Regions from separate parts of the Mus musculus genome. Here region 2 is linked to region 1. A link is a loop called in an ENCODE intact Hi-C map of the cell type or tissue named here. Cell type or tissue: heart. All regions are shown on one strand. Each heading gives the region's core, and the rest is flanking DNA. Links, peaks and the distances in the headings are about the cores only. Region 1 has its middle 27 kb from the start of Rhoj. Region 2 overlaps Gm40447.

The links. Hi-C counts contacts between places; a loop is a spot of excess contacts. Peaks named below come from ENCODE experiments on the same cell type or tissue, not always from the same donor. Only the 100,000 strongest peaks of a DNase experiment are listed, where the experiment ranks them.
Region 2: a loop joins it to region 1, with 2.2 times the contacts of the local background. A loop is called at or near these places in 2 of 42 quality-filtered maps.

What each region holds. Positions count from the first base shown.
Region 1 is chr12:75,273,052-75,289,298 of GRCm38, forward strand. No RefSeq gene overlaps it. Among named protein-coding and RNA genes, the nearest start is that of Rhoj, 27 kb to the right of the region's middle. In heart, for the core only: a CTCF peak has its summit at 7,609 (motif pointing right); a DNase peak (open chromatin) is centred at 10,420; H3K27me3 peaks cover 1,563 bases.
Region 2 is chr12:75,756,798-75,773,044 of GRCm38, forward strand. Gm40447 reads right to left here. Exons shown (of 7, transcript XM_011244246.1): 3 at 15,008-15,114. Among named protein-coding and RNA genes, the nearest start is that of Sgpp1, 29 kb to the left of the region's middle. In heart, for the core only: no CTCF peak of the experiment used is centred there; DNase peaks (open chromatin) are centred at 9,164 and 10,284; H3K27ac peaks cover 1,524 bases.

The DNA.
Region 1 (16,247 bases), core at 3,124-11,123:
CCTGCCTCATAGTGCAGCTTGTTTTAACCTTACTAACACCCAGTCGTGCATATGCATAATATATTAAATAGGGGATTTTCCCCTAAAAGTTCAATTGAAGACATAATTTTGCTTCATTATTTATGCAACCTAAACCTTTCATTCATTCTTCACACTGGATACACTGGAACAACGCTTGAGTGGAAACTGTCCAAGACCATTTTATCATGACTAGAAGCAGAGAAAATGTTTTATTTCAGAGAAGGCTGGGGGTTGAGGTTGCTAAGCACATTGTTCCAAGAGAGATACATGGCAGTTGGGAGGGGGCATGAAAACAGTTCCTAGGCCACCAAATGCATTATTAGAAATGGGTAGGTATCAAAACCATGTTCAGTCCTGATATGCTTGGCCCAGGGAGTGGTACTATTACGAGGTGTGGCCTTGTTGGAGTAGGTGTGTCACTGTGGATGTGGGCTTTAAGACCCTCCTCATCCCAGCTGCCTGGAAGCCAGTTTTTTCCTAGCATCTTTCAGATGAAGATGTAGAACTGTCAGACACCGCCCCGCCCCCCCTGCACCATGCCTGCCTGGATGCTGCCTTGCTCCTGCCTTAGTGATAATGAGCTGAACCTCTGAACCTGTAAGCCAGCCCCAACTAAATGTCCTTATAAGAGTTGCCTTGGTCATGGTGTCTGTTCACAGCAGTAAAACCCCAAGTCCCAACTGACTAAACTACTCCCTGTGCTTGCCTGCCATAACAGCAGAGAGTAAGTATTTTAACCCTTGAGAGCTATATAGGATCTTGGTCTCTCAGGAGTATTTCAATGCAGCCTTCACACAAAAACAAAGGAAACCACATATGAATGGATGGGCAGGGCTGTGTTCCAACAAACCTTTACTTGTGCACTAAAGCTTAAATACTATACACTCCTCACTCCCATTTTAGACTAGTCAGCTGCTGCAACCAAATACTTCCAACTGACTAGTTTACAAGTAACAAACCTGCACTGCTCACAGTCTGGAAGGCAGAAAGCCTGAGATGAAGGCAGAAGCTAACTCAGTGTCCAGGGAGCATCAATTCCTCGTATGTAATACATCGTGTGTCCTTGCATGGCAAAGGCACAGCCTGGGCCTCTTTTATAAGAACACTAATCCTACTTGCAAGGGCTCCATATACATGGTCTAACCACTTCCCAAGGGCACTGCCTATTAAAACTATCACTGTGAGAACTAAGTCTCACGACAGAATACAGACATTGAAGACCACAGCCACAGACTCTGAAGTGATCTTCTCTCATTATTTAACAATGTAAAAATAAAAATAAATAAAACACCACTTTATTTCACCAATTGTTCAAAAACAAGCAGCAAGCCCCATTTAGCCTGAGGGTCAAGACCTACTATAAAAATGGCACCCTGAATCATTCCTTTTGGTAAAAGAGCAATGCAAATGTATGCCTTTCGCTGTGGTGATCTAGCCGTGGTAGGCAGTATAATTAGAATAATTTTCCGATTATATTAGAGGTAGCATCTGTGATTGCCCCTGGGAATATTGCCAAAGGAGATTTGAAGGTAGAATTCTAAAAGAGGTCACCAGCCACATCCAATCCAGACCTATCTAGATGGTCCTGGGAAGGTCCCGTGCCTTGCCCGCCATCACACCCGCTGAGCCATGCATTCGGAATGTTTTCTATAAATGTAGACCTGTGAGACCCTGGCACTTACCCATGCATTCGCTCCATTTCTCAAGCAGCACAGTATGGTTGGGGGGTCACGCAAGTCAAAGCAGCTCCGCCTTTGTATGTGTGCACTGCCCCCAATACTGGTGCGTTGCAGTATGATCCCTAATGGGATGCCGTGAGGAGGCGAAGCCTTTGTAAGGTGCTTATTCCTGAGGGTAGAAGGCAATGAACAGAATCAGTGCCCTCCTAAGAAAGGCCCCAGAGAGAGCTGGCTGCTCTGCTTTGCATGTGGGGATACAACAAGATGCAGTGGTTCCCTGTCTGATCTGCCTGCACCTTCAGCTTCTAGAACAGAATGATAAAGAAATCCACTTACGTTGTTTAAAAGCTACCCAGAGTCAAATGTGGTGGTAGATGCCTGTAACAACAGCATTTGGGAGGCAAAGGCAAGAAGATTTTGAGTTCTAGCCCAGCCTAGATGCTAAATAGTGGGACTCTATCTCAAGAAACAAACAAGAAAAGAAAAACAAAAGCCAAGTGTAACCCCAGGCTTTTCCACCGCACACCAATTCCCAAATAATGACTCGGTGATAAATAATTACTATTTATGAATAAATGCCTAGGCCAAAAGCTAAGCTTGTTCTGTGACTAGTCTGTAACTTATATTAGCCCATTTAGACTATTCAGTGTTCACCACATGGCTAGTTGCCTCTCCTTAGTTTCATGCATCTGACGTCCTAAGTCTCACCTGGTATTCTGCCCTTCCCTATAAGCCATTGGCTTTTTATTGGCAGATGTTGCTTCCACACAGTACAACAGAGATTATCCCTACACCAAGTGTCCTGCCTAATGGCCCTACACCTTCATCTAGGACTTCCCAGCTTCTAGAACATACAAATAATTCCACTTTGCCTGTTATCCCAGCGATGGGGGGGTAAGAATTCTCAGTTTGAGACCATGCTGGGGATATTGAGCAAGACCCTTTCATTTGAAGGGAGAGGGGACTGAAAAGGAGGGAAGAAAAGTTTTTAAAAGAAGAAAGAAAGAGAGAGAGAGAAAGATAGAAAGAAAGAAAGAAAGAAAGAAAGAAAGAAAGAAAGAAAGAAAGAAAGAAAGAAAGAAAGCAAGCTAGCTATCCAGAACCCAGATGGTGATGTTTTAGTTAGCACAAGATAGTGCTTACGGTATCTTTCACGGCCATTTGGCTTCCCATTAGCACAGTGATAACTGATCTGCAAGGTCACTGGAAAACACAGAAGCTGCCAAGAGGTGAGACCAGAACAGCTCAGAGGTTTCTCCTTCCAGAGCTGTCTTTACTTTCACAGTGGTGTCAAACTCTGCCTGTCACTTCAGAGCTAAGTGAAAAGCCACTTTTATTTCTTCTTCTGTCTTTATTTTATCTTTGTTCTGTGTATGTGCATCATGTGTGCACCTGCATGTTTCCGTAGTGCACATTCACATATATGAGTGTGGGTACATACATGACATACTGTACATGTGAAAGATAAAGAACAAATGTAATCCCAGTTCACGTCTGCAACTGGGCTAAGACAAGGTCTCCTTCTTCCTTCCTGTGTATGCCAGGCTGGCAGGAATTCGGCGTCTGGGACTCTACTGTCTCCATCTCCCATCTCACCATAGGAACCCTGGCATTACAGATTTGGTCTACTGCTCTTGGCTCTTTCTACCTCTGGACACAAGCTCAGACCCTCACATTTGCACGGCACTTTAATGACCAGGTTATCACTTCAGCCCACGTTCTGTTTCACTTTAAAGATACCTCTTAAGAGCAAAAATGAATACACATTTTACCAATATGTTCTGTTTTTAATGCAAATAGAGTCGTGAGGAAACCCAAGATTAAAAGCAGTGGACCATGGTCAGAAGGTTTTAGAGATCATGTGTGTTTCCCTTGTGAGTCATTAATATTTCTTAACACTTTTCAAAAGCATGCCCCCTTGTTCCCTTTTTAGATGTACATAATGCTATCAACCTTTCAACTCCACTGAACATCAGACCAACACTGTGATGAAAAGTCTCATCATCACACTGAATACAAATAAAATAATCTTTTGACAAAGAAGAGATAATATGGAACAGGGAGATGGCTCAGCAGGTACAAAACACTTGCAACCAAAGGCTAATGACATGAGTTCAATACCTGGAACTCACATGATAGAAAGTGAGAGCTAACCTCTGAATAGTGCTCTCTGATGTCCACACATACATCATGACACACATGCACACATGTGTATATGCATACACACATAGATCTTATATACATAATCATAATCACTAAACATAAAGAGACACTACAAGACTATCACATTCAGTCAGTAATGTACTCCACAGATTGCTGTATTAGCTGAGAATACAGAGTCAAAAGTCTGCGCTTGAATTCCAGCCCTTCAGCTAGTAGTGTAAATAGCCCTGTGTGCATTCCATAAACTTCCCCGTAGTGAAAGTTCTGGAATTTTGGGTTCTTTAGAAAACACGGAAATATAGTAAGAATGTGTTTTTGTCTTAATCCCAGGTGTGGGTATGAGCAGTCCCAGGATATGAGGCTACTTGGGACCATCTGCAGCAGCTGACTATGATTTGCCTTGTGCTCTAGCAGAGGTGTGGTTTTGCCAGTTGTAGATACTTTCTGTGATTGTGTGAGGTTTGGAATTCTGGGAACTTTTCAGAGGGTATATAGGTGGTAGTTGGTTGTTCAGAGGGATCGGTTGTGGTTTGTTAGTCACTATATCAAAGAATAAACAAAAAGAGAGAACTTAGATTTGGGGATTTTCCTAATTCCTCTCTCTCCTCCATCCTTGTTTCTCTCCTATCTAGTGTTAGCAGGTGAAACTGGTCTGGGTGCGGTGATAAGGGATGGGGAACAATAGAACCCACAAAGTAGCAAAGACCAGCTAGACTTCCCTGTGACTGTTTCCTCATTATGAAGAAGAATGCACTACAGCATTGTCTCACAAGAGGCAGTGTGGTGAGGATGATGCAGTGTGTCTCAGTCTGAGTTCTCCCAAGAGCAGAGTTTGAGTCTAGACTTGGGTTCAGGGAGCTGGTTCAGGTGGGAGAGCAATGGAGTCAGGGAGAAATACCACACTGATGACTTTTGAACAATACCATGTTTGGGCCAGTAAATACTCTGGGTCACAGTGGCTCAGTTGCTCAAAGCAATTTCTGAGAAAGCTTGTAGAATGTCCCTTGAGGTTGTATCTTCTGACATGGGAAGTCAGAGTGTCCACTCCTAGCAATTTTAGCTCCCACCTTTAACAATAGACTTCGTGGTGCCTAAGTACCTTCCCAACTTCCCAGGAATCTTCAAGGCAGAAAAACTGAGACATGTCCTTGAAGGTGATCAGTGACAGTAAGCTTGGAGCTTTTCACCATGGCTAATGCACCAAGCAGAGTAGAGCTGGGCATACTGGCATGGACTCAGTTATCTGAAGTGGTGTGTGAAGCCCTGAGCACAGGATGTGAGGAAAGGCAGCTGATTAATACATTTTAATTAGTAGTAGTAGTATCAGAATCAGCACTGTGGTATGAGCTAGGCAAACTCCACTCATCTGCTAGGTCTTGAGTAGCACTGACACATACACACTGCAAAAAAAAGCACAAGACTCCAAAATTATTGTGCAAGAGTCTATTATAGAGCGCCATAACACAAATATTCAACAGGCAGGCTGGAATTTTTTAATGATGTTTTTATTTATTCTTTGAGAATTTTATACAATGTATTTTGATCATATTCATTCCCCCCTTAAACTCGCCACAGATCCTTCTCATCTCCCTAACCATCCAACTTAATGGCTGATAGATAGATAGATAGATAGATAGATAGATAGATAGATTCTTTTTTAAACCCATTGAGCCAGCTTATATTGGTCAACTACTATTGGGCATGAGACTTTCCCCAGAGTATGGTCAATATGCCAAGTATCCCACCACTGAAAAAAAAAACTGACTTTCCTTCTCCCAACAGCAATTGTGTGCCAATGAGACTTGAAGAAATACAACACTAATAGGTCTGCTAACATGGAAAGGAGGAGTTTCACTGAGCCTCACCTGTAAATAAAAAACTACGAGCAATTAAGGACTTCTGAAAGTGGGAGAAGTAGTCTTCCCTGGGGGGATGAGTCCCCTAATTGGTTATCCAATACAAAATGGTCATCCCTGAAATCAAATACATACAAGTAACACTAATCAGACCAAGCAGGCTCTTTTAACACACACACACACACACACACACACACACACACACACACACACATCAACTAAAGAAAAAGAGGCCATGATTTTGAGAGGGAGAAAGGTGAAAGGGGGTGCATGATATTAGAGGGGGAAAGAAAACAGGGGGTGAAACAATGTAATTATATTGTAACATTAAAATGTATTTTTTAAGTTTAAATTTCATTAACACCGAAACCCATAACTGGCTTGCACAGAATCAGAGACTTTGGAGTGATCAGCTATAACTGGAATGTCTATACACATCTTTCTTCTCAAGGCCTTGAGAGGAAGGAAAAGATGTAGACAGACATCCAGTTGTGGAAGAGGGGGTAGAAAGACTGTAAGAGCCAGAACTGGAGGATAACTCCAAGTGTGAAACAGCATCTTCTAGACACTACAGTACTGATACACATATCAATTCACAGAAAGAGTGAGAGCTCACACAGGACTGCACAGATTCAAACTAGACAAAGTCCTAGCATGGAGAAAGGAGACTAGGCACAAAGTTCCACTCCTAGCTCAGGCTTTGATGTACAACTCAGGAAAGTATAAGTTAGACATGCTCTTTCTACATTCATATTCATATGTTGACATGTGATCCTTGAGACAGACAAGATGAACAGTATCTTAGTCAGGATTTCTATTCCTGCATAAACATTATGACCAAGAAGCAAGTTGGGGAGGAAAGGATTTATTCAGCTTACACTTCCACATTGTTGTTCATCACCAAAGGAAGTCAGCACTGGAACTCAAACAGGTCAGGAAGCAGGGGCTGATGCAGAGGCCATGGAGGGATATCACTTACTAGCTTGCATCCCCTGGATTGCTTAGCTTGCTTTCGTACAGAACTCAGGACTACCAGCCCAGGGATGGCCTCACCCGCAATGGGCTGGGCCCTCCCCCATCAATCAATACTTTGAATGAGCATGGTGCACATATATTGCACACATATACAGCACGGACTCACATACAAAGAGTAAGCCTTGGATATCAATAGTGCTTAGTAACTGTAAAAGATAATGTTCTGGGAAGCAGAAAAGTACAATCTTACCAGGGAAGGAGGAGGCAGCAGGAGATGGTGGTGTCATGGAAACCAGAGGAGAAGGTTAGTCTATAAGAGGGAGTATTCAACACTGTCAAATGCTGCCGAGAACAACAGAAAAACAACTTGAAAAATGTTCGTTAAACACATTTTAAAGATGAAATTAATGGGATATGGATTCCAGGAATTTTTTAAATGCAATTTAAAGTTATCTGGAAACTAGAAACAGTCATAGCAATGTATAAAAATCAAGGCACTAATATAGCTCAACATGAGATTCTACTAAACGCCTTATGTGCCCAGAGCATCACAGAGACGGTGGAGCATTCTGTAAAGCTAATAATCACAAAAACTCTGACTCTTTCCTTGTATTTTGTGTTTTGAGAAGTGAGGTTATGATATGAACCTGGCATGTACAGAAGTATCCATGCCCCCACTCCATCTGTGTGTGTTCCCTGATCACAAGCATTCCCAAATCTCCTTTCCCCACCGAACAATGGAACTGTTGCAAGGCAGCCTAATTACTGAGATGCGGGATGGCTTTCCCAAATGTGCTCGGATGTGCCGTTCAGTCTAGGACTTGAGGGCCTCTTAAAACACCAGAAGCATGCTTGTTTTCTTACAGTAATAAGCAGTATGGTTTTAGCTCTGAGGTTGGAACCCAATGGCCACTAGGTGGAGAAAGACACCCAGTGACCCCTGCAACAAAAACATGAGTGCCCTGACTTCATGACTAACAATTCTCTAATGGATTCAGTGGTGAACACAAGGCACGTCCATGAGCAGTGATGGCAGCTACTCCATACATGTGGGTCGCTCCTCTTTTCCGTGGAATCTCCTTTCCAAGAGTGAGTTGTATGATCTTCTGGTCAGTATAACCTCAGCACTTGAACTAACAGGTCTTACGGCATGTCTCTGAGCCTTCAGTCTTTCAAACAGTCCCAGGAAACACAGCCTGGACTACATCTGGGCTATAGAGATTGTGCCCCTTCATCTTCTCTTCTATTCACTGTACCATCTTCAGATACCACCCTGAGCTTAAAAACTGTAAAGGACCAAGTTGCATCACCCATAAGTAGCTGTGTGTTTACTTGGAGCCTCAGGAAAGAGGGTCTTCAGAATCTAAAGGAATAAAACTTTAAGAATGAAATTTGAAAACAAGAGCCAACACACTCCCAGCACATCCTGAGACTTCATTATTCACACAGATAATAAAGAGAAATCTATTCCTCCAGCCAGAAAGTCCTTACATTCAAGAAAACTAAATCCCTCGGCTTCTTCATCTCCCAGCTTTCAGCCAGAGCACACTCCAGCACTCTGCTTCTGTTGCATCTCTTCCTTGGACTTCATGTGTCCCTTAGTTTTAATATTTACATTAAATAAAGTGATAAACTTCTATCTCCTCATTTCTCATCTAAAAACTCAGGCACACCCAGATTTGTGAATTCTTTATTGGAAACTTCTTTATTCCCACTTTCTGGCTCATCCACACTGGCAGAAAGGAAAACTGAGAAGAGTTGTAATTGCATTTTATAAATGCAATTACCTTTACTGCCCTAGAATATTCCAGCATATCATCTTCATTTGTGTGTGTGTGTGTGTGTGTGTGTGTGTGTGTGTGTGAATGAAAGTATAATTGTGGTCTATGGGATTAGGAATGGGAAAACATGGAGGCCAATGAGAGAATAAATGAAGTGCAGTCTAGATGGAAATACTGAGTGGGTCTGTGCAGTGGCAAGCCCTGCTAGTCCCTCCTCCCCAGAGCTTCCTTTCTAACCTTGCAGGGGAGGTGCAGTTTTTAGTTGCTTCCCTATTCATTTCCAGTAGGTGGTTCTCCTGGTATTCAATCCTGGGAGGATGCAAATAGATCCAAAGGGAAACTACTCATCTTGATTATTCTAAGTCATCCTAATTAACTTAGTTGGCATCTGGAGAAGAAATCGTCTACTTAGCTCTTATTTTGATCTTCACGAAAGCTTCATGGCACATAAAGGATTTAGAGTGGAGATGTTAGGCACAACCTAATCCCTGCCCTTTGGCCGAAGGATGGGGCACTGAAGCCTGGGGAAGCAGCATGCCTTCATTTAATCTCCTAACATTGGTGACAGGTTCAAGCACATGCCCTAGGCTACATCTATTCTGTATCACAATGCTTGTACAATGTTGATCCCCCCCCCCCTCTTCTTGCTATAGAATAAGTCAGGGATTATTAAGTCAGAGGCTAGGAGAGCTTTTAATAATGGGAGTTCAAAATTTAGATGTTTCATCCTCAAAATGAGGTTAGACCTTTAATTACATAAAGACATGAACAGGACAAATACCACACAACTTTGAACCTGGTTCCCTTCCAGACCACCCTGCAGGGTACCAAGATCTTATGAATAATGCAATCCTGAAGTATGATATCTTCCGTGTGAGTGCATATACTACCCCATCCATTTGTTGCATGATATTGTTGAGCCAGGAAACGTTTGTGAACCCCAAAAGACCACCAAGGAGCCGATTCCAATGTAATCGCATTAGGGTCTCTTTGTTACAAGCTTGAACTTGGGCTCTCCACCAACCCCGACATAGCAGGACTGTAAAGTGGAGCAGCCCTCAGCCCTCATCAGGATAAGGTTTTATAGGAATAGCAAGCAAGCAATGGGGGTTTAAGCCAACAGGTGGGTGCTTTGAAGCAAAACCATGAACATTCACAAATGGTCTGGAAGTACATCTGAAACAATTAGACTAATATTTGATTGACTGTTGCTATGAAGTAGCTAGGGAGTAACTCTGGGGTATGGGCCAAGGACAAGCTATGGGGTCCTTCCTGGTACTTGGGTGCAGCTTGGGTTCAGCTGCAGGTCAAATTCTCAGGCTCTTTTTCTTTTAAGATGGAGGGTGGTCCCAAGATAGAGTAGGTTTGGCCTCTATTTTACTATGAAGTAAATGAGATACATGTGTTAGTATTTCATTCTTATTTATAACAGAAAGTTCAAAAATAAAAGTATTTTGACATCTTTGGAGAAAGTACTGGTTAAAAAAAATACCAAGTTGTTATGGAAAACAGGGAAATCCTCTAATTAAACACATGGACACTATTTATTCTTCTCTTCTGCTAGGAGTTTTATAATAGCTTCCCATGCAATTTTACATGGTCTGCACTCCTCTTGCTGGCCTACAGAATATGTGGCATTGTCACAGCAAGGCACAAATGAAGAAAGTGACACTTAGGATAAGTGTGTACACGTGTACAACTAGTAACTGGCTGAACCAGAGCTTGAGAGAACATAGCCCTGGCTGGCATCAAAGCCACATTCCAATCAGTCTGGATCACCATCTCTAGGGTTAACCTCCACCGAGAACCCCTAGTACTTCAGAAAACTCAGCAGCAGGTCTTTCCTTCTCATCTAGCAGGCTGTCCATCACCCAGTTTGAGTTCTTTCTCTGGACACCTCCCCTCTGTGTTCTAAAGCACAGAGGAAGTGAGGCACCCAGACTGTCCCAGACTGGGGAGTGTTTACATAAGGTCAGGATGTGGGCGTTACTCTCAAAGCTTTATGTCAGTTAGAATCAACCCTAACTAGACTTGCCAAGTGACCTACATCCTTTCACCCAGCTTGGTGCCAGACTCACTTCTACCACTAGCCATATTTTATCCTTTTTTAAAAATATTGTAACCTATTCAATAGTATCATTGCAGCTTTTCTGCTCATGTCAAATAATAAACAAATCCCACTCTATCTGCACAGATCCCAAAGAACAAGGTTTTGTCTAGCATTTTTCTCAGAGCCTATGATATACCCAACCACAGCAAAGACTAACCATACATGAGCTGCCAACCCGAAACCAGGCAGGGGAAAGAGAGAGAATTGAATGAGTCTCTGGGAGTTTTTGCTTTCCCTAAGCCTCTTAAAGCTGCTACTTGCCCTAATTCCTGTAGACAGGAGGGTGGCCATTAATGGCCAAATATACTCTCTGCTGACTGGCCTCTGTCTCCATTCCCGCAGAGGACTCATGAATTGGGCAGAGCTTCAGCAGAGTTTCAGACACGACTCATGTCATAAGGAGACACTTCTAAGACAGTTTCCACTGTGGCATGAAGGGTTGTTCACATAGGCCAGCCCTTCCAGGAGAAAACTGTTACATCTTGGAATACAGACATGTGTGTTCTTCTTCCTTACAGCAGAACAAAATGACCCAGAAGCAACCAAATGTAGATTCAGACCCGCCCAATGGACAGGCCCCTAGAAGTTCAGCCAGAGAGTCAGAATAGAGTGTCAGAGGATTTAAGAGAACAAAGAATGGAAGTGGTCCGGGTAAGTCATCAGCTTCAGGAACTCAGCACACTGGGGCAGGCAACACAGTAAAAGAGCCAAGTAGAAAGGAACCTTCAGGAAAAAAAAAAAACACACCAGCAGGTTCATAGAATAGGAACATACTGGAGTCCCCAGCATTCCCAGGGGCAGACTGAGACATGTCCCAGCTTATGATATAGGCAAAGTAGATCTCAATCTAGCCAAGGAAACATGACACATATTTGTTATGTGAGTCCGTGTGGAAGGCCTAGACCTCGGGACAAAACCTCTTGGTCCAAATGGAGATACAATCCAGCATCAGGCCTGGTGCTCTGAGCCTGGGGCAGAGTCCTGCCAGCTGTTTGTTTACAGTCAGAATGGATGTGACTTACAATGTGGGGCCCAACATCTGAGAAGACAGTGATTCCAGGTCACAAGAACTAAAACGGAGTCAGGCAGAATCCATGCAACACTTTTGCTCTCCAGTAAAAGGTGCCCTACCCCATGCAGGTACAGAATATCCTGCAGGCACAGGAGGTGACAAGTAGCCAGTATTAGGTTACAGACCCTCCTCCTCTTCCCACAAGCCAGGCCATGTCTCCTGCAGCCTGTCTTCCCCTGCCCATTTGTAGCTACAGCCTGCATCCCCCACTCACTTCATCGAGATTCATGGTAGCCTTTAGCTATAGCCAGTCCTTATCAGTACCTTTCTTACTTTTAGCACATAGGCTAGGCCAGGTAACATGGAACCTGCCCTTCTCTACAACTGAAAACCCTCAAGGGCAACAAAGCGCACCCCCCCCCCCCGCCCCACTCCTTGAAATGGAAAGGACTTGAAGGCTCTACTTTCAGGGCCTATCATGGCTGCCTCTGGCCCTCATGCTGTAGCTTTCCAAAACAAAACAAAACAAAACAAAACAAAACAAAACAAAAAAACAAAAACAAAAAAACAAAAAAACAAAAACAAAAACAAAAACAAAAAACCTCTTCCAAACAGAAATTTATTTTGTCTCAGCTACCTTCCTTCAATCTTGTGTCATCTCTTAATAATTTGTGTTATTTAAAAAAGGATGTCCTTCCAAGTAGGGCAGAGACCTCCACCAGGCACTACCCAATACACAGAAACTCAGGTATGACATCCCATGTGTTCTAAGACCTTTCCAGAGACATAAACAAGCATCTGTTCACTCTAGAAAGGGAATGGACAACACACCACAAAAAATTATTCCACCCAAGTCTAACTTAGTAAACAAGCAAACTGTCTGGATCTCTCCCAGGCAACTTAAAAGCCACCTCAGCATGGCTGACAGTTTGTGAAACCTGCTTTCATTAGCCTCCCTATGCAACCTGCAGACAGACAGCGTATCAGGCTCTCATGGGAAAGTCTCCCCTCCCTAGTAACTACTTACTAGTTTTATGTAACCTGGGTGAGGGTTCCTGTGTCTCTTAGAAACTTCCAAAAGCTTCCTAAGGCTTGTAAGTTCCATTTACTTCCTGTGTCTGCTGGAAAACCTCTGTCTTTTCTCCAGGAAGGAATGTTTCTGTTCCTAAATGTTTCTGATTACACACTCAATTCTCCTCATCTTGGACATACCTGGATGTTCCGAACCTGTAAACCATACCCAGGCGATCTGGAAAGCTCAACTGAGTAACGAAAGAAGTTTCACTGTGGAAAGCTGTGGGAAGGATTTTCACTTTTTCTCAAGCAAAACAAAGCCTCCTGTTCAAGCTCTGTGGGACATCAGAAGCAGAATCAAGCAGAGCCCGCCCTAACAGCTCAACACCAGACTTCTTTTCCTCCCCAAAGTTCAGTACAATGTGAATTGGAAGTAAGAAATCTGAGAAACTCCAGAATAAATGTTTTGGCAAAAAAAACATTGCTATATCATGACTTTTCAAAGTCAAGATAGGTCCCCGATCTGTTTTCTCCAGCCACTCCTCACAGAATTTTATTATCTGTGACAAAGTGGAAGATAAGTTGGACAGATGCATCACTGGGAGGCCAAGTTCTGCACAGCACTTTTGTTCTGGAAACAGCATCTGGCTCCATGACTTTGGGCCCCTTGGAGAATCAGTGGCTGTGGATGTGGCTGGCTGCTTGGCTCGATCTCCAGCTGCAGGGCTGCACTTCCAAGTCACACTTGGCAGAAGCACAGCTGAGCAGCATCTGACCTCAGCCTTCCTCTGCCACCCTGGCCTGTCACTCAAGGTGGACCCCAGAGGGGTCAGAGAAAGATTCTGGTGAGGGCAGGATGGTGTTGGCATTGTCTCTCAGCTCCGCATGGTCACAGAGATTGAGGTGTGGCCATGCAGCAACCAGGCTTGGCTGGTCACCCTGCTATGGTTTAGAGACGTTAACCTCCCCCATCAGGCAATGGGGGAAACAGTAATGATAAACAGGTGGGACCGGAAAAAAAATGTTTTTGAGAGCAGGGCCTTTTCTCTCAGTGGAACCAGGGGATGGAAAACGAAGGAAGGGCCATATAAAGCTCCTTTTCAACAAGGAGAGCAATGCCAGGCAATGATGGCGCATGCCCATAATCCCAGCACTCGGGAGGCAGAGGCTGGCAGATCTGTGAGTTTGAGATCAGTCTGGTCAATAATGCGAGTTACAGGACAGCCAGGGCTACACAGAGAAACCCTGTCTCAAAGAAAACATAAACAAGCAAACAAACACATGCATGCATACATACATAGAGATCGGAAACCTTTGCACTGGGAGGACTCAGGTCTGGTAACTTTTTAAATAATATTCACATCTTCTAGATTATACATGCTCATTACAGAAACTTGAAAGGTTTCAAATACTACAAAGGACACGAAGGCACAGACTGTTCCTTGAGCCACAAGATTTATTAATACCATGAACAGACAGACAGACAGAGACAAGAGCATGGCAGGGGCTCTGGTGAGAATTGAGGGCCCAGCACCAGCAACACACAGCATGAGTGGGCCCTGATCTCTTCTCTTCCGATCAACAGTCTGTACTCCTAGTGCTGGTGGAGTGCAGACAGAAGGATGCTGGGGACTTGCTAACCAACCAGTCAAGTCAAACTGGTTCAGTAAGAGACCCTGCCTCAAAAATTAAGGGGAGAACTACACATGACACTGACTCTACATGCATGTGCATATGTAGACATGCATACTCACATCTATATGTGTACACATGAACATGCATATAACACACACACACACTGTCATGCCTCACCCTCCACTCCCAGACAGATTGTATCACCTGAGTTTGCGCCTTACATGAAAACCCAGATGGAGTGCTTGTGTCTGTAATCACAGCTTTTGTAAGGCAAGGTGAAAGGTGGAGGCAGCAGAATCCCCACTGAAGCTTGTGGGCCAGTCAGTCTTGCGACAGAAAACGTGCAAGAAAGACCCTGACTCAAAGCAGAAGCAGAGAATGATGAGAGCGTTCTCTGACCTGCACACAAACACTGTGGTACAGGAACACCTATACATACACACACAGAGACACACATGCAGTAATAATAAATAGAAATTAACATAATTATATTTACAATTAATTTATACTACATACTTACGTTATAATTATAAATATAAATAATAAATATTATTCTATTTCTTTTGAAGAATATAACAGAGGGGGATGCAAATGTGATCAAATACATCTGTGAAAATGTCATAATGAAATCTATTATTATATACAATTAATGTAAGCTAATAAAAACATTTTTTTAAAAAATCTCTTTGTTGACCTGTCTAGTGGCATAGTCACAGATTCAGGGGATTGGGATGTGAATACCTTTGAGACGATTCCTGCCTGCCACACAATGCTTGTTTTATCTCCTTTGCCCAGTTTTAGAGAACAAAGACCTGTTGCCATCATGGGTGACGATTATGTGCCTCTCATTCTTTCCCTCATAACAAAGCACCAGGGTTCCAGTAACACTCTAAGCCAAACAGGAAGAAGGAAGCATCTTGGGTCAACTCCCGAGTCATGACTTTTTTATTGGACAATTCTCTCTCTCTCTCTCTCTCTCTCTCTCTCTCTCTCTCTCTCTCTCTCTCTGTGTGTGTGTGTGTGTGTGTGTGTGTGTGCGTCTGTGCGTCTGTGCATCTGTGTGTCTGTGTCTGTGTCTGTATCTTCCCCTTCTCTCATTTCTCTTTCTCTCTTCTTCTTTTCCTCCCTTCCTCCCTCCCTCTATCTCTTCCTGCCCCCCTCTCTCCTCCATCCCTTCCCCCAAAGCCTCTGTCTTGGTTTTGACTTTCCAAAAATCAAAACAACACATTTCCTGCTTCAGGGTGTGCCTGCAGAACAATAGACAGGCTGTCATTTTTTCCAGGTAGAGTTTAATAAAGGAAAAAGTTGCATTGAATTGAACTGTTCACTGGGTTGGTACAGACACGCACAAGGTCAAATGAAAGCCTTAAGTCAAAAGTTAACATAGTCTCATCTACCCTAGAAAATTAAAGATGGGAGCAACTGGGAACAGAATGAAGAGTAGAAACTCGCCTAAACATTAAAGGAAAGATTCACAAATTCTCTTACATCTATGTGATCTTTCTCTATGCAGCCTTTAAATAATGTTATGTATATACCAAGTGACCAGGATGTAGAACATGATAACAGGCAGATTTAACAAATTCACCATAGAATTTCTTGATACATGTTTTTATCCCGAGTTAGTTCACTAAAACAACCACAGAGTTTTGTGGTGTTGTTTGGCTTTATCTGTGGTTTTCTAATTGTCTCCTGTAGCTTACACTATGAAATGGTCTAAAAAGTTATTTAGAGAAGGGCTCACTGGTTTAAACATATGAACTTTCAAAAATGTAAAGTTTGGGCTGGAGAAATGAATTGGTGGTTAAGAGTTCTTCTTGCATAAGACCTAAGTTTAGTTCACAGCATCCACATAGAGACTCACAACTATGACACCCTCTTCTGGCCTCCCAGGGGTACCAGCATGCACATAATATAAAAACAGACATGCAGCCTCTCTCTCTCTCTCTCTCTCTCTCTCTCTCTCTCTCACACACACACACACACACACACACACACAAA
Region 2 (16,247 bases), core at 4,734-12,733, 490 kb after region 1:
CTGGTAGCCGGACGTGGTGGCACACGCCTTTAATCCCAGTACTCGGGAGGCAGAGGCAGGCGGATTTCTGAGTTCGAGGCCAGCCTGGTCTACAAAGTGAGTTCCAGGACAGCCAGGGCTATACAGAGAAACCCTGTCTCGAAAAACCAACCAACCAACCAAACAAACAAACAAAAACCATGCTGGTGCCCACAATGGTTGTATCTACATTCATAATAATCCCGCTCTTGCACAGTTACTGGGTTGGTTTGTTAATTTGTTCTTTGTTTCTCACTCAATGGAGTAAACTTTTTGTTCTGGTTTGATTTTTGAGACAGTATTTCCCTGTGGAGCCTTGGCTGTCCTGGAACTCACTTTGTAGACCAGGCTGACTTCAAACTCCCAGAGATCCACCTGCCTCTGACTCTCAAGTGCTGGGACTAAAGGCATGCAACCACTATGGTTAGCTAAGGGCAGTAGTATCATTCATGGGTTGCATGCATATTGATATATAACCCGTATACACAATTCCAATTACATTAGTATTAATTAGCACCCTTAGCACAGTGCTGAGATGTGGTTATGCAAGGTAAAGGTATTCTTGCCAGGTAGCTCTCTGCAAGACTGCAGCATCCTTTACTGCCAAACCCTGGGCCTCACTGATTTGCATACAAAGAGCCTTTACTGAAGGATTACACCAATAGCTACCCAGCTCTCAAACTGTTGTCAACTTTCCTATACACTACTGCATTTTTTTTTTTTGCCCTTCTCTATCTGGGTCAGCCTTACCCAGGTCAGCCTTAGTCATGCCCTGCTTCCATGGCCATCAGCTCAGGCAACAAGGACCTAACTGCCCCCTCTCTGTGTGCTAGAGTTACAGCTGCTTAACTAGGAGCCTGGCTCTTACATGGGCTCTGGGGATCCGAACTCAGTTCCTCATGCTTGCATATCAAGCACTTTGCCCACACTGAATCGTCTCCCCAGCTCTGAAGTTAAATCTTTCTTTCTTTTTCCTTTTTTTTTTTTTTCAAAACAGGAATTCCGCTGTGTAGCTGTGTAGCCCTGGCAGTCACTTTGTAGATCAGGCTGAGATCCACCTGCCTCTGCCTCCCAGGTGTTGGGATTAAAGGCATGTGCTACCACTGCCCAGGTGGTTCTCAACCTCTGGGTCTCCACCCCTTCAGGGGTCAAACAACCCTGTCACAGGGGTCCCCTAAGACTATCAGAAATACCAGATATGGGCTGGTGAGATGGCTCAGTGGTTAAGAGCACCGACTGCTCTTTCGAAGGTCCTGAGTTCAAATCCCAGCAACCATTATGGTGGCTCACAACCATCCATAACAAGATCTGACGCCCTCTTCTAGAGTGTCTGAAGACAGCTACAGTGTACTTACATATAATAAATAAATTAATCTTAAAAAAAAGAAAAGAAATACCAGATATTCAAAATTATGAAGTAGCAATGCAAATAACTTTATGGTCAGGGGTCACCACAACTATGAGGAACTTTATTAAAGGGTTGTAGCATTAGGAGCGTTGAGACTCACAGGATTAACAGGTAAAAATGCTTTCTGCCAAGCCTGGCAACCTGAGTTTGATCCCTGGGACCCATGTGACAGAAGGAGAGAGCCTATCCCTGCAAGAATATTCTTTGACCTCCACACGTGTGCCATGACACGTGTCCCCTCCCCCCTGGAATAAAAAAAAAAAATAAATGTAAAAGATCTTAAATACTATAACATGGCAGTAAAATTGAATTTATTTTTGTTTCTAAAAATTTAAGCCTACTTATCTACCAGCTAAAGATAGTTTTCTTGGCTCTTTAGAGATTCCACCAGAAAACTCCCAGATGCCAATAACTGAAGAGAAGCACGGAGCCTGTGAAATGCCTGTGAAGTCAAGTCCAATGGCTCGCAAGGATCCTAAGTGAATAAAGAGTCTGAGGGGACTTTTTCTGTACAGCTAGTCTCAGCGGGAAAGCAGCTCTGCCTGGGAAGCCCTGAGGGAAAAAGGCCCACAGATGTGTTTATGGAGAGGCTTTTGAAACCAGGAGATCAGTTTGGCCAAAGATGGAAAAGGAGCTAGCTCTTGAAGCTGCTTCCGAGAGGGGCAGCAGGTGCCAGTTTGTACGTTGTCAAGTTGAGACAATCCAGAGCCCCAACCCAAAACACTAAGGCAGATCCAGTGAAACCCGAAGGGCCCTAACAGAGCTAGGCTGGAAAGGAGCCTGTGGGGCCCTTCACGAATCAGAACCCACAGAATTCCCACAGTAGTTAGCGACAAAGAAGGGCTGGGATTGTAGCCCTGTTGGTAGAGTGCTTGCCTAGCGTACACAAGGCTCTGGGTTTGATTCCTAGCACGTGATAAGACTGGGTGTGGTGGATCCTGGTGCAAGAGAAGTGGAGACCTGAGGAAGTTCACTCTCTGTCCTGTCTGTGAAAGTAAGACTGTCTCAACAGAGGTCAGGGGAAGACTGTTGAGATGGTGACCTGAGTCTCATCTCCAGAGCCCACGTAAAAGTGGTGGGAGAGAGAGGGAGAAAGAGAGAGAGATAGAGAAAGATATATATATATATATATGTATATATATATATATATATATATATATATATATATATAGAGAGAGAGAGAGAGAGAGAGAGAGAGAGAGAAGATAAACACAGCTGAGTGACTAAGGAAATATATCCTTTCTTTCTTTCCAGTGACTATGATCTCCAGGTCTGGGGTAGCTATGAAAGCTCTCCCCCTCTCTCCGTTCTATCTCTCTAGATGGAATTTTCTTCTCTGTCTAGACACCAGGGTTTGAAGTGGGCCCAGTGAGAATGAAGTTCCCATTAGGAGATAAACAAGAGGTACAATAAAGTTATTATGTTCTCTACGGAGCTTGGAAAATTGTGGCAATTCTTCTTGCACAAAGCCAGCCGCCTCTGCAAAGTGTCAACTGGCATCCCCTGGAGCTCGGGGCTCTCTGGCGGAGCCTCTGTTTATGAGACAGGCAGTTTCTTCTTGCAGTTCCCTTTCTCATGACTCCAAAATTGAAACTTTCCCTTCTTCCTTCCTCTCCCCTTCCCCCTTGCTTCTGTTCTCTCTTTCTCTCCCTCTGTGGCATGTGCTAGGCAAATACCATGGAGCTGCTGTCCAGCCCTCAATCTCTCGTTTATTTGATTATTGTTTTCCTTGGATAAGCTCTCCTGTAGAGCTGGTCTTGAATTTATGATCAGGTGTTGCTGTCACCTCCCGGAGGACAGGACTGCAGCCCAGGCTGTACGTAGGCACAAAGCTTCTGATGGTAGATTTAAGCAGTTGTCAAAGGGTTTGGAATTAAATGAAAAATAAGGCAATTGAAAAACAATGACACTATTAACTTCAGAATACATAGATAACCAAACAGGGCAGGGTGTTGCAAGCCTGAAATCTCAGCACTTGAAAGACTGAGGCAGGAGAATTGCCAAGAGGTGGAGGCACCCTGGGTATACATCAATATCTCAGTATCTCAGCCCTGTGCCTTGATGCTTGCCTGCAATCCCGGCACTTGGTTTAAAGGAGTTCAAGGGCAGACTAAGCTATAAAGTGAAATCCCGTCTCAAACAAACAAACAAACAAACAAATCCTATTTCAAACTTTTTTCTACTTTTTTTTTTTTTATTTTTTGAGAACTGTGGTGGTTTGACTAAAAAATAGCCCTCATGGGTTCCTAGGGACTGGCACTGTTAGGAGGTGTGGCCTTGTTGGAGTGGGTGTGGCATTGCTGGGGGAAGTATGTCACTGGGGTGGGTCTTGAGGTTTCAGACCCTCAAACCAGGGTCTATGTGTCTCAGTTGCTTCCTACTGTCTGTAGATCCGGATGTAGACCTCTCAGCGGCCTCTCCAGAACCATGTCTGCCTGCAGGCTGCTAGGCTTCCTGCTATGACCAATAATGGACTGAACCTCTGAAGTGTAAGCCAGGCCTAACGAAACACTTTTCCTTATAAGAATTGCTGAGGTCATGGTGTCTCCCACAGCAACAGAAACCCTAAATAAGATAGAAGGGACTTTTTGTTTATCTTTGTGTAGTTGTTTTGTAATATTTATCTATTTAACTTATATTTTACCTCTAAAGAGGTAGGGCTGGGGCATAAACTGAGGTAAAAACCTGCTAGCTGAGCGAGGTTATCTTTATTTTCTTAACTACATACGAAGAATTTATTTACAAGCCTGACCCTACAGCTAAACTGCCAGCTCTTGAGAAATCTCTTTCTGTGTCATACTACTGAGCTAGCCTATCTTTCTCTTGAGCTCTCCAAACCCAAGAGGGCTCCTTAGCTCTCTTTCCTAGAATCCTGTTTTACCTGTGTCCTGCCAGCTGCTTCTCTGCTGTTCCGGCAAGCCCAAAGAGGAAATCCCTATCTCTTACCCAGAGCTCCTTCCATAAAGGCTCTTCCAAGCAGAGAGAGAGAGAGAGAGAGAGAGAGAGAGAGAGAGAGAGAGAGAGAGAGAGAGAGAGAGAGAGAGAGAGAGAGCTCTATCAAAGGCCTGACTGCTATGCTTCGGCAGGCTGAACCATGTCACCATCATGGGGGGAGGGGAGGGATCCAAGCCATATCAGTAGGAGTTGAACCATTTCACTGTGGGGCAGCTCAAGGCCATCCAGCTGATGGCCCTTGGGTCATTAGAGCAAAGACCACAAGACCTCTCCCAAGCAACTTACCTGAAAACATGCAGGCACTTTCCAGTCTTCAGCATTCTTATCTATGGAGGCTTTTAGAGCCACACCCCTATCTGCAGCTGACAAATATCTATTTAAGCTTGTATAGTTTGCTAACAATTAGGTTTTCTACGTACAATAATCAAATATCTTGTAACATTGTTTTAAAATAAAAATTCTTGCTGTGGCTCTGGTTAGCCCAGAATTCATTATGTAGATTAGGCCAGCCTCAACTTCTTGACCATCCTCCTTCCTCAGGCTCCCCAGTATTGAGAGTGTAGATGCCACCATATCACCACAACATTCCAAACTTAGTATTAAAGCTTGTTGCCTTTTTTTGCACTCACCAATAAAATAAACTTCCACACAGTTAGTGAGTACACACATGTATCACACACATATACATGAATGCAGATATATGCACACAGGCCCTGGCACATGAACATATATATCATGATCAGCATTTTAAGGATTTATTTTGACCTATTAAAATTTACAATCCCCTGCTAATTAGTCTGAGGAATTTCCACATATCCATCAGACTCATAAATTACTCAAGTCAAGTACAATTCTCTCCCTGGTAGAACCACCCATTTGTTCTTTGTGGGTGTGCACATACATTTTTTTTCCTGAACCTTTTAAACGGAGTTCTTAGGAGGCTTAGAAGACAACTATTCCTTTTGATGTCACATACTTTCGTGTATATTGCCAAAAACAGGGCATTCTCTTACACAGTCCATACAGTGACCTAAATTATTTTTTTTTATTTTAATCCTTTAATGTCTAATTCAAAGTCTATTCAAGTTTCATAAGCTGTTCTTCCCAGCTCTCTCTTTGTCCGTATCCAGAGCCAACTCAAAACTGGGTGTCATGTGTGGCCGTGATAGTGTAGCCGTCACCTGTTACCTGATAAAGTTCCTCAGATGAAAACATGGTCAGGGATTTTATAGAACGACATTCAATTTGGGTTTGGCTGATGTTCCGTATAATTAGACTTGGTTTATGTGTTTAAGCAACCCTGCATCATTCCTAGAGTATTACAACAGAAGGAACACCTTGTCTGATTGTCCTGGTGTGACTAATGTTCAAGATAATCATTGGCTGACTGTGGGGGCCACCAGAATTTTCCATCAAAAAGTCAGTTTTTCTCCATGTATAAAATACTGTCATCTTTGAAAAGACATTTTGATATCTTTGACATTTTCTGAGGCAGGGTCCCATGTAGCTCAGGCTGGCCTCAAACATGATACATAGCTCATAGCCTTACCTCCTTGCCTCCGTTTTTCTAGTGCTGGTACTAAAGGTGTGGGTTACCGTATTTAGTTGTGTATGTGCTGAAAACAGAAGGCACCTTAGGCTTTGTGCTAGCACTCTGCTAATGGAGCCACTTCTGCAGACTTCCTTCCTTCTGTTCTTTTTTATTTATTTATTTATTTAGTTAGTTAGTTAGTTAGTTAGTTTTTCGAGACAGGGTTTCTCTATATAGTCCTGGCTGTCCTGGAACTCACTTTGCAGACCAGGCTGGCCTCGAACTCAGAAATCCACCTGCCTCTGCCTCCCAAGTGCTGGGATTAAAGGCGTGCACCACCACCATCCTCCTTCCTTCTGTTCTTAAAGAATTGTGTATGCATGTTGGTCTACATGTAGTATGCACACCACGTATATGACAGTGCCCAAGGAAGGCCAGAAGAGGGTGTCCAATGCCCTGATACTGGAGTTGTGAACTTCCATGTGGTTGCTGGAAAGTGAACCTGAGTCCTCTGCATGCTCTTAGCCACTGAAACATCTCTCCAGGTTCCTCCCCTACCCCTTTCTCTGTTGTTTGCTAGTTTGTTTGTGTATTGTTTGTTTCTGAGTCAGTGTCTTCTGTAGCTTAGGTTAGACTGAAACTCCTTATCTCGGGTTGGTTTTGAGCTCAGCGTTCCAAGTTCTAGGGTCACAAACATAACACTACATCTGGCTCTAGTCTCTCATTTAGTGTGTGTGTATGTGTGTCTGTATATCTGTGTCTAAGCTACCTTTCTGTTGCTGTGAAGAGACACCATGACTAAGGCAACTTATAGAACCAAGAAGATATTGGGGCTGAGAGATTTAAAAGTTAGTCTATAACCATCGTGGTGGGGAGCATGACAATGGAATAGGAAACAGAGAGCTGTCTGGAAATGGCTTTGGCATATGACCTCAAAGCCCACCCTCAGTGACACACTAGCTTCAACAAAGTCATACATCCTAATGTGTGACAAACCATCCCACCAACTAGGGACCGCCATTCTAATTCGAATCTCTCTCTCTCTCCTATCTCTCTCTCTCTCTCTTTCTGTGTGTGTGAAGAAGAAATGCACATTTCTCTCTTTTTTGATAAAAAGTAAGTATGTATGTGTATTGCACACATATTTATACATTGACCAAGCCAGGGTCATTCAACAGGGTGTCAAGGGAGGGAGCGAGGACTGAGAAGAAAAAGACAATTAGACAGCGCTGTAACCTGACTCCCCCCAGTGCTGAGGCTGAAGCGGGTTTATTTTCTTCCATTCTGCTTTTATATCATTCTAGGTACATACAAAGAACCAGGTCAGTCCTAAGGCATAATCAGAGTAGTTAAGGAACAGACAAAGCATAAACAAAGATCCCATGATTACTGTATTCAGGGTCACAAGACCCATCAAGATACAAAGAGCACATTCCTGTATTCATCTTGAGCCGACTTCCTTGTTCTGGCCTAATGTCAAATTCCTGCCAAATTCCTAGAAGTGGCCCCAAGAATGTATGTAAGGACAATACATACATGTGTGTCCCTACATATTGGGCTGGTTAGTTTTTGTTAATTTGACACAAACTACTGTCACTTGGAAAGAGAATCTCAGGTGAGGTTGCCTCCAGCAGATTGGCCTATTGGCATGTCTTAATTAATGATTGATGGGGGTGGGGGTGGAGTACAGACCAATATGGGCAATGCCACTCCTGGGTTGTATAAGAAATAGGCTTAGCAAGCCAGTATACAGCATTCCTTTATGGTCTCTGTTCCAAGTTCCCGCCCTGACTTCCCTCAATGATAGATTATGATCTGGAGTTCTAAGATGAAATAAACCCTTCTATTCCTATGTTATTTGGGTCATGGTGTTTATCACAACACCAAAAAACAAACTAAGGCACATGAGTACTCATGCCACCATAACATATTGGTTCTTTGAGACATTTGACTGTTCTATAACTTACCCTGTAGACTAGTCTTGCGCGCGCTCAACTGGCCAGGAAGAACGACGCTGCAACAGGATCCTTCTGCACACGTTTATTGGGAGAGCATTGATTGCATAGGCGAAAGAAGAACAACAACCCCGAACAAAGAAAATGATGCTGCTTATATACCCCTCCATGTGACGTGTCAGCTCCTGACTAGCTGCTCACTCATCATCCCACTACTACGCCCCGGGATGGGCAGTGACTTGGCATGAATTTACTCTTGCACCTGCGCACATTACTTGTTTACCAGCTAGGCACAGCGGAGGCTCATGATGGCAATTGCTCAAGGCTCTCCACAGACTAGGTTGGCCTTGAACTCACAGAGATCTATCTACCTGCCTCTGCCTCCCTAGTGCTGGGGTTACTGGCATGCACCTCTACTGCTCAGCAACTAGATGCATTTCTATGTGCACATAGAAATACATGCATATATACATGTACATATGCATGTATATGTATATGCACATGTGTACATTTTGCTTGTTTGTATGTGTGTGTGCCATATATTAGAGCATATCTGTTCAATTATCTTTTCACATCTCAGATTTTTACAGGTCATCAGTCCTCTGCTAATTGTAGTCCCAGAAGATCCTATACCTTCTGTGGCTTCCTCAGATACTGCATAAATAGGATGTAGACATACATGCAGGCAAAACACCCATATACATAAAACAAAATAAATAAATACATTTATTGTAGCGTGGAGAGTGACTAAGGAAAACATTCAACAATGACCTTTGATTTCTACTTGTGCATGCAGAGAAGAGCACATGTACACATGCACATGTGCACACAGAGGGACAGAGAGAGACAGAGTAAGACAGACAGAGAAAGAGAGTTAAGCTCAAGTAGCTAATGTAGGGCTGGCAAGATGGGTCAAATAGTAAAAGACTGATGACCTAAGTTTGAATCCCAGAACCACCTACTATATATATATATATAAATCTGCCTGTTTTGTGGGGAGTGACCCCAGAGGCAAGAGGTCTATCAGACTTACTCCTAGCCCAAGATCTGCCTATTGTTCGCTTACTTTTTTTCCTAGGAGTATTTTGAGGATACAAGGAGTTAATTCATGCAAAGAATTTAGACTAGAGCTTGGTATGCATAAATCTTCAGTAAGTAGTGGGCTGTTAGTTTCATTATCACTAGTGATAAGGACTGGCAATTAGAGTTGACTAGGCAGTTTAAGGTCAGGACTCCTAGGGTGAACAGGCCCATTTTTAGCCAGAAGCAGGAAGGAGCCCTGGTTTTCCAGGCAGGAAGGACAGAAGGAAGCTCTGGTTTCTTATCTCTTTCCAAAAGCGCTGCCTGCAGGCTCTGCATGAGGAAGTGACCGGAAGTCCTGTTCAGACACTCATTCCTTCTAGTGAGCAACTTTGGAGTTGGATTTCTGGATTTTCATGATAGCAATGGGTTGTATTTATTTCTCCCTCGATTCAGCTCATCTCCTAGAGGATTTTAGATCTTGAAGGGAAAAGTTACGGTAGTCTTGGAGGCATCTGAGGACAGCTACTGGAGCTCTGTTGAAACCCATTACGCGAAAGTCTAAAGCCGTTTCCTCCTGGTCAAAACAATGGAGTAACCAGGTATGGTGACTCACATCTGGATCTGTGAATTTGAGTTAGACCATTGAATATCATAGTCTCCTCCCTTAAGAGTTAATTCACAAAAAGAAAAAGAAAAACATTTTGAAAAGAGTTAACTCAGGAGTCTAGAAAGAAGGGTCAGCAGTTAAGAGCATTTTCTGCTTTTCCAGAGGAAAAACCTTCCCAATAAACCTGCCGTGTGTGTGTGTGTGTGTGTGTGTGTGTGTGTGTGTGTGTGTGTGTATAAAACCAGCCAAACAAAATAAAACATCTCAGTGGGACTAGAGAGATGACTCGGCGGCGGCTAACAGCACTTATTGTTCTTTCAGAGAACACTTCCTTGTTCAGTCCTAAAACTCAACTTATGCAGGAATCTGCCTTGCTGCTTTGGTATTGTTCATTCGGCTCAAATTTTGCACCCTTGACACTCATATATCACGCAGCTCCCTTTCCTCCCCCCCCCCCCAGAACTTCAGATGTCTTTTCTACAGAATAAACACCTCAAAGGTTTTCACAGATTTTTCCCTCCAAAGTTTTTAATACACTTTGTGTGTGTGTGTGTGTGTGTGTGTGTGTGTGTGTGTGTGTGTGTGTGAGTGAGTGACTCTTTTCTCCTTCCTCTGTGTGGGTCCTGGGGCTGGAACTCAGGTCATCAGGCGTGGCAGCAGGCACCCTTCCCTGCGGAGGCCTCTAACTGCTGCACAGCTGTGCTGTTTTGATGGTTTTAAGTCCCTCGGCTTCTCAACCTCCAAAGTACAGATTGGTTTGTGAGTGTTCTGTTTCTTCTGTGAGAGCGCTACCCTGACGTCATCCCGGAGAAGCGCCAGGAAGTCACCCAATGTTGCTCCTGTAATTGCACTTGATGTTAAACTTGGCTGGTCTCTGATAAACAGGTGAAAATAATTATGGCTTTGTCTGTGTCTGTGTGAATTGTTGAGCACCACCTGCATGCAGGATTCCTCAGAGGTCAGAAGGCCGCACTGGAGCCCCAGGATGGGGGCCTCTGCCAGAGCAGTAAGTACTCTTACCCATGAGCCAGCTCTCCAGCCCCTGCACACATTCTAATCAGCACAATGCATATATGCATTTTACTTCTCAGTGTTAGGGCTCAAACCCAGGCATCATGCAGATTAAGAACACACTGTCCCACGGAGGCTGGTGACATCGTGGCTCAGTGAGTAACAGATCGAGATGGTAGAAAGAGAGAATCAACCCCTGCCAAGGTGTCCTGAGACTTCCCACAAGTATGCCATGTGTAAATACATGAGTAAAATAAATGAGATGAAGCGACTTAAAAATACTTTAGCCTAAATAACTTACAAATTGAAGTTGATTTCTCATAGTTTTGCAGAGCAGGAAGTTTAAGATCAAAGTATCAAGAAATTCAGTGTCTTCATGAGTCTTTGCTTAACTGAAAATGTCATCTGTGTCCTCATGTGCTGGAAGGGACACTTGCCCTCCCCTGGGTCTCTTTTCCAAGCATACTAATCTGGGACAGTGGGACAGTATCAGTTCAGTGATACTGGCTTGCTAGCTTGCTCATGTCCCTGGGTTGGTCCCCAGCACCACGAACATTAATAACACCATTATTCTAAGTCATGAGAGCCCCATCATCACGACTCCTGTTTCAAACTTCTTAGCTCTTGGAGCCTGGAGAGATGCTCAGAGGTTTCAAGCGCCGGCTGCTCTGGCAGAGGAACTGGGTTCAGTTCTCAGCACCCACACCATGGTTGCTACACAGTGCCTGCAACTCCAGTTCCAGGGGATCAAACACCTTTCTCTGACCTCCATGGGTAGACATGTACACGGAGCACATACATATGTGCAAGCACCCGCAAATACATATTGCGTCCCACTCGACCGGCAAGAAAGACACAACAAACTGGAATCTTCTGCGGCAAAAGCTTTATTGCTTACTTCTTCAGGAAGACCCCGAACTGGGAAAATGGCGCCGCTTTTATAGCCCACAGCGTGACGTTTCAGCACCTGATATGGCGTGACAGCTCCTGATTCGTTGCTCGCCCATCACCCCACTATTACACCCCGAGAATGGGAGTGACTAGTGGAGTGAGTTCACTCTCGCACCTGCGTACAAGGCTTGTTTACTAGTTAGGCACAGCGGAGGCCAGCGCCATCTTATAATGGTGATTGCTCGCGGCACGGCTCTCCACAAATACATAACAAATAAAAATAAAGAAATCTCTGGGTTTTATTTTTTTAAATATGCCTACTTCTTCATATTGCTTCATTGAGGACTACGTGTCATATACTAACTGGAAGCATGGTGTTGGTGAGGAAGACCTACAAACACTCGCGCCTACCACCTCCTTCGATTTCTGTAATTGAATGTATATTTAGCCTTCTTTAGGCCATAGTTTTTATTATTGTTTGTGTTGTCTGCAATTGTGGATGAGAGGGACATATGTGGCGCAGCACATATATGTATCAGAGGGCAGTTTGCAAGAGTCCTTTCTCTTCTACCACCTCCACAGTGACACACTTCCTCCAACAAGGCCACACCCACTCCAACAAGGCTATACCTCCTAATAGTGGGCCAAGCATATTCAAACCACCACAGATGTGATAGGAATTCTAGAGGAGCTGGGGTGCTGAGTGATGGATGTGATCATATGTTGTTTGCATGTCTAAAAATTTCAAAGAATAAATAAAAGTTTACAAATATTTCATTAAAAAAGAAAGAAAAAATTCACAATAGCTAAATATCAGTGATAAAACCTAGAAAAATAAAAAAAATTATTTTGTAGTCAACAACTCATGGTTACTGAAGTCATGAATGGTACAGGAGAACCTATCACTGTTACTTCCTTAAGCCAGTGTAGCTCCTAGCTGTAAGTATCTATCCTTATACCCACAGAAAGGTGCAGCTTTCAACAGTCATCAAGGAAAGCTGCTTTTTACAGCAGATGAGACCATTGCAGAAAGGCACGAGTTCACAGAATGCAGAGAACCATGGATCATGTGATGCCCAGCCCCAATGAATATAACTATAACACAACCCCAAACCCTGAAGCTCATAGAACATAGAGGAAGAGAGGGTAGAAAGATTGTAAAAGCCAGAGGGGACTAGGAAATCAGCTTCTTGGCTGTGTCTTCAGGGGAACTACTGCACCCAGGAAATCTCAACAATACGGATGCCTAAACAAAACCTGAATGATAACACCAGTTGACATTTCAGCATGAACAGAGTGTGTGTGTGTGTGTGTGTGTGTGTGTAAAACCACTCCTAAGTGAAGAGGTACAGGCAATTTACTGCTGAGAGAGGGAGAGTCCATCTTTCTCAGGGATGAGGCCCCTAACTGATTAGCTAATATCAAGTGGTTAACCCTAGAAACATACATATATTCAGATAATATGAAATGGACTCAGTGGGTTTTTTTTACATATTTATTTTTATGTGTATGTATGTGTGTGTATAACAATAATAATTAAAGAAAAAGAGTCCATGAATTTCAGAGAGTGCCAGGGGGAATATGAATAAAAGTGACTGGGGAGATAATATAACTATATCTTAATTAAAAGTAAACTTAATTTTAAAAGGAGAAAAATCCCCTAGAGACACATTTTTTTTTTACTCTGTGTGTATGTGTGTGTCTGTGTGTGTTCACATGGATACATGTGTGTACACTTGTGGAAGTCAGAGGACAACTTGTAGAAATTGATTCTCTCACTTCTCCACCACGTGGGTTCAAATGAAAAACTCAGGCCATTGGGCATCTTAACCAGCCGAGCCATCTCAATGGTTGGTTCAGTCTAAGAAGAAATTTAAGCCAAGATTTCCACAAAGGAATGAAAGGTTCCTTCACTGAGCCAGCATGGTGGTGCACGCCTTTGATCCCAACATTCAGGAAGCAGAGGCAGAAAGTGGGGTTCCCATGGGGGCTCTGTAAGGACTGGGCAAGATGCTGGGCAGTGGTAATGCTCGCCTTGAATCTCAGCACTTGGGAAGCAGAGACAGGTGGATCTCTGTGAGTTCGAGGCCAGCCTGGTCTACAGGACAGCCAGGGATACACAGAGACCCTGTCTTAAACAAAGCAAATCAAAACAATGACAAAAAAAAAAGATCAAGCAAGAATAAAAGATTTCTGAAAGCATGATGACTAAAAGTAACTCCAAGTAGAACGTGTAATGAATCTAAGGTGTTTTCAGCAAGCCCCCACCACAAATCCCCACTATGTTGTATTGTGTGGCTTCTCTGCAGCCTGGCTTCTAAACACAAAACGTTTAGACTTCACACTGCATGAGCCATCACATCTGTCCTAGCCCAAGGATGGTCCCACCCACAAGGGGACCTCCCTCCTTGATCACCAAATGAGAAAATGCCTTACAGCTGGATCTCATGGAGGCACTTTCCCAACTGAAGCTCCTTTCTCTGTGATATCTCCAGCTGTGTCAAGTTGACACAAAACCAGCCAGTACACAACCATACAACACAACCGAACACAGTCTGAGATCCTTAGCTCAAATTCAAGACTACTGTCTGTTATGGATTGCAGTACACACACACACACACACACACACACACACACACACACACACATTCTGTTATAGAAATGTAGTAGTTTAATTATAATGGCTTCTACCATTGTCATCTCTCATTTAAGTATCAAGTTAACATAACTGCTCTGTGTGATGAATGGATCTTGTCTTTAATCCCAGCACCCGGAAGCAGAAGCAGGAGGCACTCTATGAATTCAAGGTCAACTTAGTCTACATAACTAAGTTCTAAGCCAGTCAGGGCCATATGGTGAGACTATGTCTCAAAAAAGAAACAAACAAAAACCACCTGAAAACGTTAATGTCTTTGGATACTGTGCTATAAGCACATGTATCTTATTAGCATGCAAGTGTGCTTTTACAATTAAAAAATAGTAAAATTGTGTATTAATGCAAACAGACAGACAGATAGACAGACAGACAACATCCCTCATTTGTCCCCCGGCAGCAGGAGAGCGAGCCCAGGGCAGAGCTGCAGCCTCCTGGTGAGTATTTCACAGGGAAGCTGAGATTCGAACACCAGAAGAAAAGAATTTTAGGAAGAGCCAGTGTGAAGCAAAGTTGTTTTTTACTGAGAAAACAATTTTTTGTTTGTTTTGGTTTTTAAGAGGGGCTACAGTAGCCTAGGGTCACTGAAGATAACCTTGAAATCCTGATCTTCCAACCTGGCCTCCTAAAGTCTGGGATCACAGGTGAGGCATATCTGCTTGCTTTCAAGCTCTGGATGTCACCTAACACCCCGTCTCCATAGTAGGCAAACATCTCTTGCTTGCATTGCTAATCAGGTCTCTGAATGATCTGAGATAAGGGCTGGATGAGGTAGTGCCTCTCCCTCAGCAGAGCTTTGTTATCTAAGTTCCCAGGAAGGTGTTTATCAAGGATTTCGGCTTAGGACTTTGGCTATAAAAGTGTGTAGAACCTCTTTAATGATGGGACATGTTATCCACGAAAACTTGAGTCTGTTTCAGGGCAGATGTCACTCATTTACCTCAGAATAAAGTACCTTATTATTTCCTCGAAGGCAGAATTTTATACTTGATCTTAGCCAAAAGTCAGAGACGTGATGGGCAACATTCTTAAGTAGTTGGTGTCTCTCTGCCACATGCAAGACTGTGAAAAACAAAACACATTAGTGATTATTGTAGGATTAAGCTTCTTTCAAGTCTGTTTTGTTGTTGTTGTTTTGCTTCATACACATTTTTGTTTTGTTTTGTTTTTCTGGTTTTCTTTTCTTTTCTCTTCTCTTCTTTTCTTTTCTTTTCTTTTCTTTTCTTTTCTTTTCTTTTCTTTTCTTTTCTTTTCTTTTTTTTGAGGCAGGGCTTCTTTGTATAGCTCTGGCTGTCCTGGAACTCACTTTGTAGACTAGGCTGGCCTCGAACTCAGAAATCTGCCTGCCTCTGCCTTCAAATGCTGGGATCACAGGCGTGCGCCACCACGCCCGGCTCATACACATTTGTAAAATTTTTTATTTATTTACTTTATGTGTATGAGTATACTGTTGCTGTCTTCAGACACACCAGAAGAGGGCATTAGATCCCATTATGTGAGCCACCATGTGGTTGCTGGGATTTGAACTCAGGACCTTTGGAAGAGCAGTCAGTGCTCTTAACTGCTGAGCCATCTCTGCAGCCCATCACATTTGTTACTTGTATATATGTATAACTGTTAGACCTTCCAAATGAATCAACCATTTTATCATACTAATAAGGAAGCTGTTAAATGTTTTAAGGCATGGGGCACAACACCAGGTCCATGTTTCTAGACGGGTATATACAAATACATGCAGGTACCCAAGGAGGTCAGAAGAGGACAAGGAATCCACTGGAGCAGGCATTACAAGCAGCTGTGAGCCACTAGATATAGGTGCTAGGATCTGAACTCTGGTCACCTTTAACAACAGCATTAGGTTGGAAAGATGGCTCAGTAGTTCAAAGTGCTTATTGTTCTTGCAGATGTCTCAAGTTCAAATCCCAGCACCCCACCACCACCACCACCACCACCACCACCACGTGGCATCTAACAATCGTCTGTAACCCCAGTTCCAAGAGGATCTGGTGCCCTCTCCTGGACTCCACAGGCACTGCATGTATTTGGTGCACAAATAGGGTAATAAAAATAATAAAAATTTAAAAATTGCTTACAAAAAAAGAACAACAAAAACTCTTATCAACATTCCAAGATCATATAAATATATTAAATTTTAATTAATAGTATACTTAAAAGAAAAGAAAGACATTTACTTC